2 separate regions of the Mus musculus genome follow, and region 1 is linked to region 2. Evidence: chromatin loops called from intact Hi-C (ENCODE). Cell type or tissue: heart. All regions are shown on one strand.

Evidence for each region. A loop is a pair of places that touch in the nucleus more often than their neighbours do. Peaks named below come from ENCODE experiments on the same cell type or tissue, not always from the same donor. Only the 100,000 strongest peaks of a DNase experiment are listed, where the experiment ranks them.
Region 1: it touches region 2 in a loop (1.9-fold over the local background); 2 of 42 quality-filtered maps call a loop at or near these places.

Annotation. Positions count from the first base shown.
Region 1 is chr10:111,764,183-111,772,182 of GRCm38, forward strand. It overlaps the pseudogene Gm46193. Among named protein-coding and RNA genes, the nearest start is that of Gm30624, 83 kb to the left of the region's middle. In heart, no CTCF peak of the experiment used is centred here; a DNase peak (open chromatin) is centred at 4,059.
Region 2 is chr10:111,686,527-111,694,526 of GRCm38, forward strand. It overlaps Gm30624 (a long non-coding RNA gene), which reads left to right. Exons shown (of 6, transcript XR_001779641.2): 2 at 1,808-1,921. Among named protein-coding and RNA genes, the nearest start is that of Gm30624, 5.5 kb to the left of the region's middle. In heart, no CTCF peak of the experiment used is centred here; a DNase peak (open chromatin) is centred at 3,295; H3K27me3 peaks cover 250 bases.

The DNA.
Region 1 (8,000 bases), 78 kb after region 2:
AATGATTTTATGGTTGAGGTCACCACAACATGAGGAATTATATTAAAGGGCTGTAACATTAGGAAGGTTAAGAAGTGCTGCATTAGACCATCCTGCCTTTGTGTGGTCAAGGGCTCTCTGACTGATATGTTTGCTTTCTATACCTCCTAAAACAGTGACTATAATTTGCATGTAGGGCTTTTATGGAATGGAATCCTGCAGTTGCTGACAGACAACTCGTAGAGTTATCTTCATGTAGAGTCTGAGGTTGAGAAGCACAGAACCCGCAAGTGGAGAGACTGGTTCTTGGTGCCATTATTTGAGCCTCTTATCAACCTAGTTCTAGATTTGAACTTTTCAGGTTAAAGAACCAATAACGTCCACTGTTCAGCAATTACATTACTAGAGTGATGGACCAGAAAAAAGGGTGTATGACATAGTTTCATCAATATAATGAACAAAATTGATATTATAGGTCTATGGACAAGAGGGTGAATTAAGGGTTGTTTAATGTACATGCAGGCTGTCTTAGAGAGAAATCATTCTGGAATATTATTTTTATTAGTATTTTGCAAATTTTACCAGTAGCTTAGAAGAAAATATCCATGGGTGAATGTAAATGCCTAAAGATCATCCATGTATTGCACACCTAGAACTAGATAGATAAGAAGAACCGAATCCAGCATAATCATGAACACTATCAAGGAAAAAGAACAGGGTGTCCAAATTGGTGTTAAAAATCAGAATATACATGAGAGAGCCTCTCTGAGACTAGAGAGACAAGGTTAAAGATAGGAAGCCAAAGCCATTACATACCTAGACTCCTCAAAGGCAAAAGTGGCATTAAGATCTGTCAGGTACAGGTTCAAATCTTAACCTACTAATTAATTACCATGTGTATTAAGGAAATTATCCAAAGCGCTGTTTATCTTTTATCAACACAGTGAGAATGAAGGACTCTTCAGAGGTATCATCTATCTGGAAATGTTAGATACATGACAGCTGTTCAATGTCTAGAGTTTGCATGAAAGTGTATCATTTCCTAAGAGTTGGTTTAATAGTTCTCTATTAACAGTGAGGAAGGCTGAGGGTCTAGGAATGGAGAAAACCATAATGGAGGCCCGAGCCATTTTGAAGTACATGTTCTTCACACTCAGGAATGACTTCCCACAGCAGTGTCTCCAGACCTCTACTCAGCCTCTGCCGAGAAAGAAAAAATTGGAGTGTTGCAATCAAACTTGACAGATAAAAATGTTAAGTTCTACATTAAAAAAATTCTTCAGAGTAAATTTAGTGTCTCAGAGTGCTGTTTGATAATTGGTTCCCAGAGTGATACAAGTTCTAAGCCGTTTGCTATTTTAGGATGCCAAGAAGAAAGAATCGATGGGGGTGACCTTAGCTGGGTCTCACAGCATTGGAAATATGGAACCTGAAGAGGCCACCCCCTGTAGTCAGGCAGAACCTCAGGTGGAGGGAGTAGGGCTCCACCCACCCACAAAACTTTCTGCCCAAAATTTATCCTGTCTACAAGAAATGCAAAGACAGGGGATGAAGTAGAGACTGAAGGAATGGCCAATCAATAACTGGTCCAACTTGAGACCCATCCCATGGGCAAGCACCAAGCCCTGACACTATTAATGATACTCCATTATGCTTGAAAACAGGAGTCTAGCAAGGCTGTCACTTGAGAAGCTTTACCCAGCAGCTGACTCGGATGAAGAGGCCCACAGCCAAATGATGGATGGAGTTTGGGTGCTCTTATGGAAGAGTTAGGGGAAGGATTGAGAATCCTGCAATGGATAGGAACTCCATAGGAAGACCAACAGAGTCAACTAACCTAGACCCTTGGGGCTCTTAGAGACCGAATCACCTACCAAAGAGCATACATGGGTGGTGGGGCCTATACCCAACCCCATATATATGTAGCAGATGCTTAGCTCCGTCTTCTTGTAGGTTCTGAACAACTGGAGCAGAGTCTATCCCAAAAGCTGTTGCCTGTCTGTGGGATAAGTTCTTCTAGGTGGGCTGCCTTGTCTGGCCTCAGTGGGAGAGGACCTGATGCGCCAGGGTGGGGGGATACTTAGGGGGGCTTCCACTCTCTCAGAGGAGGATGGGAGGGGGATGGGGGAAAGGATTGTGGGAGGGGGTGACCAGGAGGGGCAGCAGTGATCAGGGTGTAAAGTGAATAAATAAATTTCAGTAAAGAAAAGGAAGAGAGAGAGAGAGAGAGAGAGAGAGAGAGAGAGAGAGAGAAGGAAGGAAGGAAGGAAGGAAGGAAGAAAGAAAGAAAGAAAGAAAGAAAGAAAGAAAGAAAGAAAGAAAGAAAGAGAGAAAGAGAGAAAGAGAGAAAGAGAGAAAGAAAAGGACTCACCAAGTGGTGTACTATTTGGTCAACAGCAAATTGGCTGCAACAGCATCATCAACAGTACCCTGAATTACAGCGATATGAATGAAATTGGGGTTCCTTATCAATGTGCTTTGGAACATTGGAAATTTTAGTGTCCAATTTTCAGCTGATTGATTGTGTATGGTCTTGACGTTAGAGTGAAATTTAGTATTCAAATTGTTTATAGTTTTACTCTTGTAAGGAAAAATTGACAGAAAAGTTATAAAATGCAAATGATTTTTTAATCTCATAATCACAGCCTTTCCAGGGTGACTATTTATCTGACAAAGGAAGGGGGGCATGCTGTAGGTGGGGTGTTCATCAGCAGTTTTTAAATAGAAATGTGAAAGTCTACCAGAGACATCAAAGTTTTGCAAAAAAGAAGCTTGAATTTTATAACATCCAATTTCAATTTCAGGAGTCTGAGGGGGGAAAATAATACAATGAATGTCACTGGGGCATTTTTAATTTACACCCATTTTTTTTATTCACTTTTTATTATTTGGCTAAAATAGAACTTGTAAAATCCCAGTTGGGATGGGGAGCCGTTCTCTTGTTTCCCAGGATACGGGTTCCAATGGCTGTATTTGATGTTTGTACTCGAGTAAACCCACCCACACAGCCCACTGAAGCTCAGTGGGCTTGGGTTTTTCTCTCTTGAACAGCATCCAGCATAATGTGGCTTACTGGAAACATCTCTCCAGAATGACTCAGCCAGTCATGGAAGCATTTCTTTCTGTGGAATTCTTCCTTTTTCTCTAAGAATGAATATAGAGCACATTATTTGGGAATAAACAAATCTGAAAGCATTTCCAGTAATATCTTGTGTGTGTGTGTGTGTGTGTGTGTGTGTGTGTGTGTGTGTGTGTGTGTGTGTACAGGCTGTGGAAGATGAAAAATTCTTGACTGAGATCTCCCCTCCTACCTAAATGTTTCAGTAAACACAGTCTAACTGAATCGATTGCCAAAATTTCCAGCTGAAAATAGAAAATGAAGCTGCTTTTCCAGATGGAAAAAAATGGGCTTCTTATGTCTTCAAGATGTCTAGAATTTACCTGACCTTGTGCCACCCACAGAGTACACACTTGATGTCTCTAAGCAAAGTTGTGTTAAGTCAGATGACATCTCTTGAAAAGACTTGTGGGAGACTGCGCTGAGTTGCCACCGCTGCCGCTGCAGCCATCGTGCCAGCCCCACGGGTCTCAGAGGGGTGGGTGACTCTCCAGGACAGGAGAGAAGCCAGTTTGGGAGCAGACTGGATCCAGCTTCATTCAGCGTTACTATCAGTTATTTGATAATGGCAGAACCCAACTAGGCACAACTTACACTGATTGATGCATCATGCAATTCCAGGGGAAAGCTGCCATTGTTGGAGAAGTAATCTAGCCTTCCATTCCAGAAAATTCAGCATAGTATCTCAGCACAGGACCATCAGCCTACAGCAGATAGCTGCATCATCAGCATGGTTGTCGGCCAACTCAAGGCTGATGAAGATCCCATCATGGATTTCCACCAGATGTTTCTATTAAAGAACATCAACGATGCTTGTGTTTGCACCAATGACATGTTCAGGCTTGTCCTGCACAACTTCGGTTGACCTCCTCCTGGCCAGACAGTCACGCTGTTTCCCCCTCCCTCTTCCCAATCCTAGCTCACTCCTCCAGATGCTCCAAATATCACACACCAACAAGCAGGGCCAGGCGGGAACGGGTGCAGTGGGCTTCTGTCACCACGGTGCTGTGCATGATGTTTGGATGCTAGACGAGTCGCCATCTGACAGGAAACGTTTGTGCTGTACCAGCGCATGCCTTGGAAGGACTTAAGTAATGCAAAAGATGGTCGGGTTTTGGTTTTGGTTTATTTATTTATTTTTTAATCTACTGACAAGTTGCTTTAGTAACCCGAAGGAGTGAAGGGAAAACAGCTGCCTCACCAACCGCCTAGATACTGATTTGTTCAGATGTTTCAATGCCTCATGATACATTAAAGCCACAAAAACTTTCTCAACAACAACAACGATGATGACGACAACGACAACAACAAAAAGACACGTGGGCTACAGGTTGATAAAGATCTCAATTCTTCCTCCTTTGCCTTCCTTCATTTCCTGATAAATTTCAGGAAACATTCTCAAGTAACTATGGCCTCCTCAAGGCTCATAATTTCAAATCCTTTTGTCATTTGAAGGAGTTGGATGTTGTGTGCACTTTTAGAATAATCCCTTATGTTTTGAGTTGAACACATTTGAGAAGTTTTTCATCATCATTTAAAACATATTACTATTGTCAATGTGTGTGTGTATGCAGTGTATATGTGTGGTAATGTGTAGTGCGGTCTACGTGGAGGTCAGAGGACAAGTTTGTAGAGTTGGTTCTCTCCTAACACCTTTATAGGGGTAGAACTCTGGTGGCCATGACACCTTTACCTGATGAAACTTTTGCTGGCCCCATTTATTTATTTTTAAACTGTGGGCCTTACGTAGCACAGGCTGGCCTCCAAGTCATTGCTTAGTCAAGGATAACTGATCTTCTAATCCTCCTGCCTCTACCAACAGAGTATGGGACGACAGAATCTGCCTTCAACTAAGTTTATGTGGGACTGGGGATTGAATCTAAGAGCTCCATGCAAGCATTTTTGTTTGTTTGTTTTTTTGGGGGGGGGTGTTTTTGTTTTGTTGTTGTTGTTGTTGTTGTTGTTGTTGTTGTTTTTTGAGACAGGGTTTCTCTGTATAGCCCTGGCTGTCCTGGAACTCACTCTGTACACCAGGCTGGCCTCGAACTCAGAAATCCGCCTGCCTCTGCTTCCCAAGTGCTGGGATTAAAGGCGTGTGCCACCACCGCCCAGCTTCACGCAAGCATTCTTATCAACTGCACTGCTCCCCGACACCCGAGCTGTTCTTTAGGTAGAAGCTTTTTGAAACTACGAAAATGGTTTCTTAAAATTATTGACTATTGTCCTCATGCTGGCAATACAGAAGGAAAAGGCAAGGCCATAAAGTTTGAGAGAATGGGAATGGAAGAAAAAAGCAACCTACAGAACATTTCTTAGTAAATCATAATAACTACCATTCTCCGAAGTGTACCGCTGTGTGAACGTTTAGATCATGAATAAAGTCCGAACTGGTCTCCTGGAGACATGAAATTATGGAATGTGGAAAAAAGAAGGGCTGCAGGCAGAGCGGCTGTGATGTTCAAACTGGAATGCTTTCATTTTTAGGCATTCCTTTCAATAGAAGTAGTGAGTCATTTAGCTCTCCAGGGCTAGAGATAGCCCCCTCCCCGGCCACTGATTTTGTTTGAGGAGTATGAACCTAAGTGAAGACTGTGTCGTGAAGCTAGTGAACCTCAAATCCTCCATGTATCCCTCCTCAACTCTGAACCTCTGGGACAACCCCCCCCCCCCCAACATACACACTCTCTTGTCATGTTTAAAGCCCACCTCTGCGTTTCCACGGGGAGCAATCATCAGCGGGAAGTGATGAGGGTAACAGATACAAGCTCCCACTCTGCAGCAGCTGGGTCACCAGAGGGTTTAGCACTCAGGAGGAAACTTCACTTGCTCAGCTATTTACTTTCTTCCCCTTCCTACCTCATAACTGGCAGTTCTATTATTTAATTGTTTGACATTCATTTACCTAGTGCATGTATGTGTGTGCATGAATGGAGGTCAGAGGACAGAGGAGGGAGTTGGCACCCCTCTTAGGTGGTTTCCTGAGGTTGAACTGAGGTCATCAGGCTTGGCAGCACGCCAAACTACCACGCTACCAAACTCTCTTTCTAGCTCATTCTTTTTCCCACTTGATCATGATTGTTTTCTTCTAAAAACAAGAGTCACCAAACCTCTGAAAAGGACCAGATATAAAATATTATTGTACTTACCAGTCATACAGTCTTTGCTATAAATGCTCAACTCTGCCATTGTGTGTAAAAGTAGGCATAGGCAAATATTAATGAATGGACATATGTTCCAACAAAGCTATACTTGTAGACACTAATATTTGGACTTCATACCATTTCATGTGTTGGGAAATAACGACCCTCCTTTTGATTCCCCCACTAGTGTCATTATTCTTATCTCAGAGACTATTTTAAAATGGCTAACAAACCTTATTACCCTAGTTGGCTATAGCTTTGTTAGCCTTTGCCATAAACTGTTACGTGAGAATCCATACATTGGACTGGTACTGTCAGACAGTATGTCATGAGCATATGTAAGTGATCTTGGGTGTGGCAATAAAGGGAGATTCTGTTGTGCATGTCTAGCAAGTTACCAGATGATACAGCCGCTGGAGACCCACACATCACACCTTGAGCGGCATGGCTTACAAGCATCACACAGTTAGGTCTATCCATGGAAGGGTCTGATTTTGAGAGGGACTGGGCAGAAGTGGAGAACTGTGGTAGAGCCGAGTTGGCCTGTCTAAGTCAGGCTTGGAGAGGTTAGATGCAGGAAGACGTGGGAATAGGGGCTCAGTAGGGTGGTGACTTTTTCTCACCACTGTGGTAATATTTGACAAAAGAAATGTAAGGAAGGAAGGGTTTATTTTTATGTCATCGTTTCAAATACTTCAGTCGACTATAACAGGGAACGGATGACCCTGTGCTTGCATTGAAATCTTATCTGTGTCATGGCTGGAGGCAGGCTTGTTCTGTGTCATGGCCGGAGGCCAGGAAGCAGAGAGGGTGACATGAAGGTGACAGGAATAATACAGTTCCTCCCCTTTCTCCACCAGAACTTGCTCCTGGTGACCTACATCTTCAAGCTAGATCCTACCTCATAAATGTCTGACAGATGTCTCTAGACAATTTCATCATCTTGGGACCAAGTGTTCAAACACATGAGCCTCTGGGGGCTGTTTCTTGTTCAAATCACAACAGCAGATCTTAGTTGTTATAAGGCTATAGAGGGCTGCGAGGGACAAGGCTTTGCTGGTCAGTGACGCCTTTAGCAGTGGTGCTGGTGATCTATGCAGAAGTGCTTAAGAGGTATTTGCTGAATAAACAGAAAGGCAGGAAAGAGAAGTTGGGCTGGAAGGAGATAGAAGGGGGGCAATCATGATCTTAATCTGTGGTACTTTGAGTTGGATTCAGTAGAATCCAAGAGAAGGTAAGGGACACATGTAACTTTAAGGTAAAAACTGGCTGGTAATGTCGGGAGGGAGAATTCTGTGTGACACTCACTGGTCAGAGAATGAGCTTTTTCCACCAGCAGAGAAGGAGCCTTGACTCAGCAGCCCTGCCGGCTGGGAGGAAGAGTTCCAAGTGTGGAAATCTGCCTGCCGTGACTCAGGTGGGCCAGCAGCACCCTTCCATAGATGAGAGCCTCTTCCACAGGTAGAGCCTTTGCAAATGTTCTTATGCAGACACTCATTCTATCCTTCATTACACAAAGCCAAATTTTGCTCACAAGCATTTGAAGTCTCAAACTCATGGGTCTACTTATGTTGACCCACATAAGGGCTTCTTCTGTCTTCTCAAGGGCTTCTTCATACACTAATTTAGTTTATTCTGCCAAGAACACCAAGGATTCTTTACATAGCAAAAGAAGCTGCTCTGTATATGAGGTGAATACTCTGTCAGGTGAAATGAGTTCTCTTTTCTCCCCTTAAGCACATTCTCTAACTTCACAAACTCTG
Region 2 (8,000 bases):
GATAATATTTTGGGTTTGTCTCAAGGCCCTTGAGTCAAACTACACTTCCTTTTACCTTCCTTAGCTTTCAGGGACACAAAGAGAAATACACATAGGTAAGGGGGAAACCGTACTCAGAGTGATTGGTTGGTTATTCGTAAAGAGTCGGCAATTAGGCTCTAATGAGATAATTAAAGCTGTGCCAAGGGAGACAGAGACTGATTTGTACTGTCAAGGGGGAGCGCTGAGCAACTGAAATTTCACACAATCACACTTTTCCTGATTCAAGCAGATCAAAATTCATTTAGTTAGCAGCGAGCAGAGGCACCCCACTGGCTCCCTTAATTACAACACAGGGGGCCCTCTATGTAAACACTACAGGAATGTTACATATGATAATTCATAAATCACATGACTGTAAGTTTCCTCTTGGGTGGACATTAGATTGCAGACCAGTGCAGAGTTCTTTTTTTCCTAGACAGGCAATCTTCCTTCATTTACTCATTGATCATAGATGCATTGTGTTACTTCGGGTAATTTTTTTTTCCCACAGTTCACAATCCTCCAGTATTTCTATTCTTTTCCAGACCAGAGATGAAGTGTGTCTGTTTCTAATCACCTTAGGGGCTCCCCTGAGCTTTGGATGGAAGCTTGGAGGTGGTGGGGTTCTATTCATTTTTGGTATAAGTGAAAAGAAAAAGAAAGAAACAAAGGAAGATGGAAAAAGCAGAAACAGAGCTTTGAGAAGGTCTTTCTTTCCTTCTTTCTCTCTCTCTCTCTCTCTCTCTCTCTCTCTCTCTCTCTCTTTCTCTTTCTCTCTCTCTTCCTTCCTTCCTTCCTTTTTTTTTTTAAATTATCTTTTCTGATACTACATGGCTAGATAATAAAAGGTTCCATGAGAAAGATTAAGGCCAGAGGCCATACTGTGATGAGGAGAGCCAGGGTGACGTCGGAAGCCTACGTGGCAATTTGGGGGGTGCAGGAAAGGGAGGAATTACTAGTTTCCATCTTGTGCCTCATGGGTGTGTGATACAGTCGATTACTTTGCAGGGTGTCAGGGATGGAGGGGTACAAGTTGAACTGATAGAGTTTACATATCTAAATTTAAATATTGCATTATAGTTTTTAAAGCAAACCAGGACATCAGTTCTATTTTCTTTATACTTCTAGCAGAACCCACTTAGCCCTTACTCACCACTCCAGCTCCAACAGGTTTCAGAACCCATCTGGGTTGTGGCCAGAGCTAACCCCAGGAGCCTTGCTTTTGCTGTTGCACGGGCAGGAGGCGCCTAAGAGCTTTTCCCTCCCCTTCACATGTGGCTCCTACCTTCAGCTTGCCTCTGGCCTGTGCCTCTACAGTCCTTAATAGCCTGTCAGGTGGCCTGTTAGGAGATGAAGACTCCCATCTTCTTTCTCATCTCCCTGAGAACGTTCTTTCTAGCATCCCTGTTTTTGTTTTCCTGTAGATCAGCAGACTGCATCCTTCCTAACACTGCAACCCTTTAGTACAGTTCCTTATGTTATGGTGACCCCCACCCATAAAATTATTTTGCTACCGCTTAACAACTGTAATTTTTGCAACTGTTATGAATTGTAATGTAAACATCTGAGATGCAGGATGTCTGATATTCAACTCCCAAAGACGTCTGGACCCATAGGTTGGAAAACCCTGCTCTAGAGTCTTTGGCTGGAGCCATAGTCCTGACCCATCTTGTGTTTTGGTCCCAGAGAATGGTGTTTGTAAAATGTTGCTTCTGGTGCTGAGTGACAGTAAATCTCAATATTGCCAACTGTCCATTGAATGCCTACATCTTTCTATTTATTCCAGGCCCAAACAGAAGTAAGCACTGACAGCACAAACTGATCGAGGCGTGTGGAGGTTCATGGTCATTCTTGCCTGTAGAGCATCCTAGAAAGGCACTGTGTCTTTGCAAGAATACAGGTGGGGCAAGGCTCTTTTCTGTTTGCCATAGCCTGGGGGGGGGGGGGGAGTTTTGTTACTCTCTCGGAAGTGGCCCTAACAGAACCTTGGTACCATCATTTGGTGATTAATTCTCTCTTGACTTTTAAGGGTGGTTTGAGGCTATACCTGGCTTGGTTTTCCAAATTAGACTAGTTCTTTTGACCTTGCATATAACTCAGCCTGAAGAATGAGCCTCTTCTGTGGTCTTCTTCCATTTTGAATTGGATCTTAAACTATTGGTTGTTGAGATCAAAACATATTTTGTACCATAGTTTAACCTAAGTTCTCTTAGCAAGTTTCCATTACAAAAGGGTTTTGCTTTGTTTTGTTTTTTGCCCAGTAGATGTACAAGCAAATATAGACCATTTGCAAAGCTACTATATATATATATATATATGTTTGGGTTTGTGTGAGCTTATATATATACATGTTTATGCAGTCCTCTAGGACTGGAGATATAGGCAATTGTTGGCTTGCTAATGTGGACTCCAGGAACTGAACTTTGGTCCTCTGCAATAGCAGTAAGTGTTTTTAACCACTGAGCCATCTCTACAACCCCAAATGGGCAGTTGTTTTGCCACATTTTATAGTGGGAGTCATGGGCAATGGAGAACACACTGTTTAAAAGAAAAAAGCCAGTATGAACATTTTATGCTGCCTTTCAAGCTCTAAGCTCTAGTGCTCAGGCTGAGTCCCTTGCGTCACAAAGCTCCAGGTTGCTCATTGCTGCTGTTCCAGACTCAAGTTTCTCTACCTTGCTAGGATTAAGCTGTATTGGCAAAGTTCCATTGAGGCAGTATCTTACAAATTGGATCATGTCAGATATATGCCATTACTAAGTAATTTCAGGGAAAGAAGAGATTAGAAGATTTTTAAACGACAGGACAACATGTCCTCCTTCAGCCCTGGATATCTCATTGAATGTCTCCTCCTCTCTCTCTTCCTTCTAAGAAGAGGCCATGAATTTGAAGAAAGAGTGGAGAGGAGTGTATGTTAGAGTTTGGTGCAAGGAGAGGGAAGGAAGAAACATAATTATATTATAATATCAAAATTGACAAGTAAATACCGATTTGGGGGGTGGGGGGAAGAAGTATCTAAACTGAGACTTGAGCTTGTAAACCATCACTGTCCGGGGATAGCCAGGAAAGCAGCAAGATGCAGCTGTTTTAGGGTGGCCCAATACAGAAGAGTAAGCCAGCCACATAGTCTCCTAGTTTTGCTTGGTTTGTAATCACATCGGGTTCACGAGCACAACTGTTTAAACTTGCTGTTCCAGAACCTCATTAATCTTTGCTATCCGTTCATCTCCTGTTTCCAAATATGAGCTCACCCCGAGGTTCTGCCCAGTGGCGAGCAGCTGGGAAGCATCCCCTTCTCTCCATCTAAGAGAGTCAGTGTGGAAGGCCCTCCCCCACCGTGCTCCGAGCTGGGGCTTGTTTCTGAGCGAGATTTTTAGAATGAATCACTGTGGAGTGTGGGGATTTGGTGTGGGTTACTAGCCAAGCAATTATCTGACCGTGTTTAGTTCAGAACTGCAGACTTTGGAAAGAACTATAGCCCATGCCCTGGAACATGAGCTTATCACAGGACAAGATCAGAGTTATGGATCCTAGTTGTTCTTTTTTTTCAAAACTTTTGTATGTCTTTCTCCCCAGCTGACCTCCCAAGTATTTCAAGGGTGACTTGGGGTAAGATTCAAAGCCATAAACTAAGGAGTAATTTAGAGCTGGATTTTTCAGTAAGGGTCTAAATTCCTCTCTTTGTTCTCCAAAGATCTGTCTGACTTTCCTTTGCCACCTCAGACAAACAAGAACACTGATCCGTTTGGTCTCATTGGCCAAGGGTCTCATCCCTCTGGTCACACAGGTCACTTCTGGACCATGAGTTGTAAGTTATATTGCTGACATACATTTCTGAAGATTGACCATCTCTTGTTTTAGTTTTTCGAGGTAGGACGCTGCATTTGGTTTTGCGATGGTCTTTTTCTCACTTTCTTTTGGAAGATGTTTCAGCTAATTGAACCCTCAGGAAGTCCTAGCTGTTATCCCTTGTTGGACTTGTGATGGAATACCATGCAAAGTGGCCTTCAGGTCTGAATGCTACAGAGGCATTTAATAATGAGACCCTCTCAGAGACTGAGAAAGTTGAATTCATCCAGCTGACTTTACACCGGCTGAACTGAGAGCTGAAGGAGCATGCTCAGATAGAATACACTAGAGTATTTCTCCCAAAGAGGAGAGAAGAGCAAAGGGAACAGTTCTCCCAAAGTGAGGTTAGTTGAGAAAGCAATGGCAAGACGAGGAGCACCCAAGGAGCTTGCAGGAAGTGATGTGGGGACTTGAGTTTTATTTTGTATTTGCTTATACTTGTACATTTTCAACTGTGCCAGTAGCTCTAAAAACAAGCAAAAAGGAAAAACCCCTTTTGCAGAAGGAAAAGTTGAGGATACAAGGACATCTATCTTCCTCTTCTCCCTCCCCAGGTACAAGCTCACGGAGTATATAATGTAATAAGTAAGACGAGTTGTTGTTCTTTCTGGGGGCCCATGCTTCATGCATTACAAGCATCATTTAACTCTTCCCTATAAGGCAGGTATATAAACATGCCATTTTAAAGACTCTAAACCTAAGGGTCAAAGGAGTTGAGTTGTCCATGGTTGCGTGACTCGGAAGCAGAAGAACGGTTCTCCCTGATTTAAGCCCACTCTCTTAGAAACATGTCTGCCTTCTTGGCTCAGGTTGTCAGTCCTGTGTACTTTTGGGAACCAGTGCCCTGTCCAGGTATCACAAAGTGATGAGGCAGCTTGAGGTCAACAAGGAGGACAGAAAGTCACCTCTGAAACACACCACTCACAGCTCAGCTTCCTCTTGCAGGGCACAGGATGCAGACCTTTTTCAAAATAAGACCTTTAAGATGAGTTACTTGGGAAAATGTGTGGTAATAAGTATGACACTGAATGATGTGCAGGGTGCCCATGGATTTCTGAGGTAGTGTTTAAAGACACATGGAGGACCTTAACAAGTACCATAAAACTTCATGGCAGAAGAGAAAACTATGAAGGGTCAAAGGGTATTTATATAAGTATTACGATTCTGACTGACAGTGATGCTCAGAATTTAACAGGCTTGCTCAGACTTGACTGGACCTCTATTGTGCTATTTGAAGAATGCAGAGCTACTGTGTCTCAGAGAACTGAAAGATGTTACATAGTAGAAGAGACCAAAAAAAATGCCAAGGAGAACAGCTGTTGTTAATATTTATCATAACCTGGCTGCATACCGGTGGGTGAGCCAGGTACACATACACAGAGAGGAAGTACTAGAAACATCTGGAAAGGCCCAGAACTGGTGAACACTTGCTACCCCCACAAGACACAAGGCAATGTGTGGTTGATTTTGTCATCTGAATCAACATGAGTATGAATGACTATGTTCAATATGGTTTCATATGGTCTAGCAAAATGTTTGGCTTCAAAATCTTTGTAATGTCTAGCTTGTTGATTCCTTGCATTGTTGAAGCATGTGACCAAGTCTTCTTGAGGCAAATACAGTTATAGATTATAGATCTCTCTGAGAAAGGTGAGCAGGGTCTCTGCTTATTTAGCAGGGGTGTGCACATCTGCATCAGGACTATCTGCAGTACAGAAAGTGGATAAGGGGTCTTGGGAATCTCTCTGTGAAGTGCTAAGTCACAACAATTCTGTTCCATGCGCCCCCCCCCCATCTCTCTTGTTCTTTCTCTCTCTGTCTCTCTGTGTTTACATACAATTTAGGGGGGGTGGCCATTTCTGATCATCTAGAAAGCAAAAAACCCAGGAAACAAAGTGCATAATTCTTCACAAGCATTTGTACTGACGACACTCAATGTCTCTCAAAGACTAAGTCTCTGTATATTCTCACTTGGTCAGCATTGGATGGTAGAGCTAAATGAGTTTTGGAACTGTAAATTTGAGCTTACATTGTGTGCCCTTACCTGACATCTGCATTGAATTGAAAGAATTTAAAATTGGAATTTAAATTGGAAGAAATTAAAATGTATATCCTTGACTCCATCTCAAATTTATATAGAAAATTAAGAATGTAAAGATTCACCTCTAGTCATCTAGCTAGATGCATCTGGTTTAATGTTTTGTCTCATTTTCTTTTATTCTTTCCTCTCATTTAACTCATTTAGATCAGGATCATCAAATTCACCAAGGTTAAAATAGATGCAGTGCTACTACTTAGTATATAGATAGTATTTAAAGTTCATTAATCGCACTAGTAATGTTTTCATATTGGCTTTCTCCCCTGAACCAGTGTCCCAGTCTTGCCATATATCTTATGATGTAGTGTATGTTAGCCTGGACCTAGCTAGGTAGCTCAGACTGGTCTTAAATTCACCACTGTGCTGCTTCTACCACTCAAGTGCTAAGATTACAAAAGCAAGCTGCTCTTCTAGATTCAAGGCACTTCTTTTTTTTTTTTTCTTTTTTATTGGGGATTTTCCTCATCTACATTTCCCATGCTATCCCAAAAGTCCCCCATACCCTCCCCCCGACTCCCCTACCCACCCATTCCCACTTTTTGGCCCTGGCGTTCCCCTGTACCGGGGCATATAAAGTTTGCAAGTCCAATGGGCCTCTCTTTGCAGTGATGGCCGACTAGGCCATCTTTTGATACATATGCAGCTAGAGTCAAGAGCTCCGGGGTACTGGTTAGCTCATAATGTTGTTCCACCTATAGGGTTGCAGTTCCCTTTAGCTCCTTGGGTATTTTCTCTAGCTCCTCCATTGGGGGCCCTGTGATCCATCCATTAACTGACTGTGAGCATCCACTTATGTGTTTGCTAGGCCCCGGCCTAGTCTCACAAGAGACAGCTATATCAGGGTCCTATCAGCAAAATCTTGCTAGTGTATGCAATGGTGTCAGCGTTTGGAGGCTGATTATGGGATGGATCTCCAGATACAGCAGTCACTAGATGGTCCATCCTTTTGTCTCAGCTCCAAACTTTGTCTCTGTAACTCCTTCCATGGGTGTTTTGTTCCCAATTCTAAGAAGGGGCAAAGAGTCCACATTTGGGTCTTCCTTCTTGAGTTTCATGTGTTTTGCAAATTGTAACTTATATCTTGGGTATTCTGGGTTTCTGGGCTAATATCCACTTATCAGTGAGTACATATCATTTGAGTTCTTTTGTGATTGGGTTACCTCACTCAGGATAATGTCAGGGCACTTCTTGTTTAAGATAGTCGACACACAATTTTATTTCTACCCTCAGAGAATCACAAAGTCACAGAATATAAGGCACAGCAGCATGCTTAATGGATGGGAAATTCTGTTGGACACTGAGCCTGGAGGGTAGAGCCTATAAAGGACAGCAAGAAGTTTGACCACAGAGGGAGGTCTGGCATGGGTAGGATACCACTTCTGAAATAGCTGGTTAGCACCAGCAAACCAGGACCTCCATCTGAACTTAGCCAATCCCCAAACTCATGACATTCCAAGCCTACCATGGTTTTGGCAGACAGATATGGTTCTTGGCTCCAGCCCTCCTTCAAGGAGTCTAGCACATCTGTGTGGGGTCATTCACAAGAACTGGGGTAATTCTTGTCAGACCCAGGACTTTCTAAGACTTAGTCTAAGAGCTCTGAGGATGAGGGACAAGGAAAGGCAGAGGAAGTCCTGGCCTTGGCACCTTCTAATTACATCTTTTTCAATGATTCTAGGTGACCTATTGTGTATCTTCCAGTCCTTAATGTTCTTGACCTCGCTCTTCTGGGGCTGAATTACCTCTAGGTTTCCTTCTGGCTTTTGTATTCTGGGAATCTCTGTTGCCTACATTTTTGTAAAAGTGTGAATTAAACTCGCATATTAAGATGAATTACCCAAGGGGCTGGACATATTACAGAAGAAAACTCCTCAGGGCCCCAACAAGCCTGCCTTTTTGGAGCCTGCTTTCTTTTTACAGCTGTGCAGAGAGCTATCTGCACACAAGCTATAACTTCATATGACTAATGGTAACCATGGTGACCACTAAATATTCCTTCTAGACCTTGCATCTGCACAGCTCACTGGAGCAG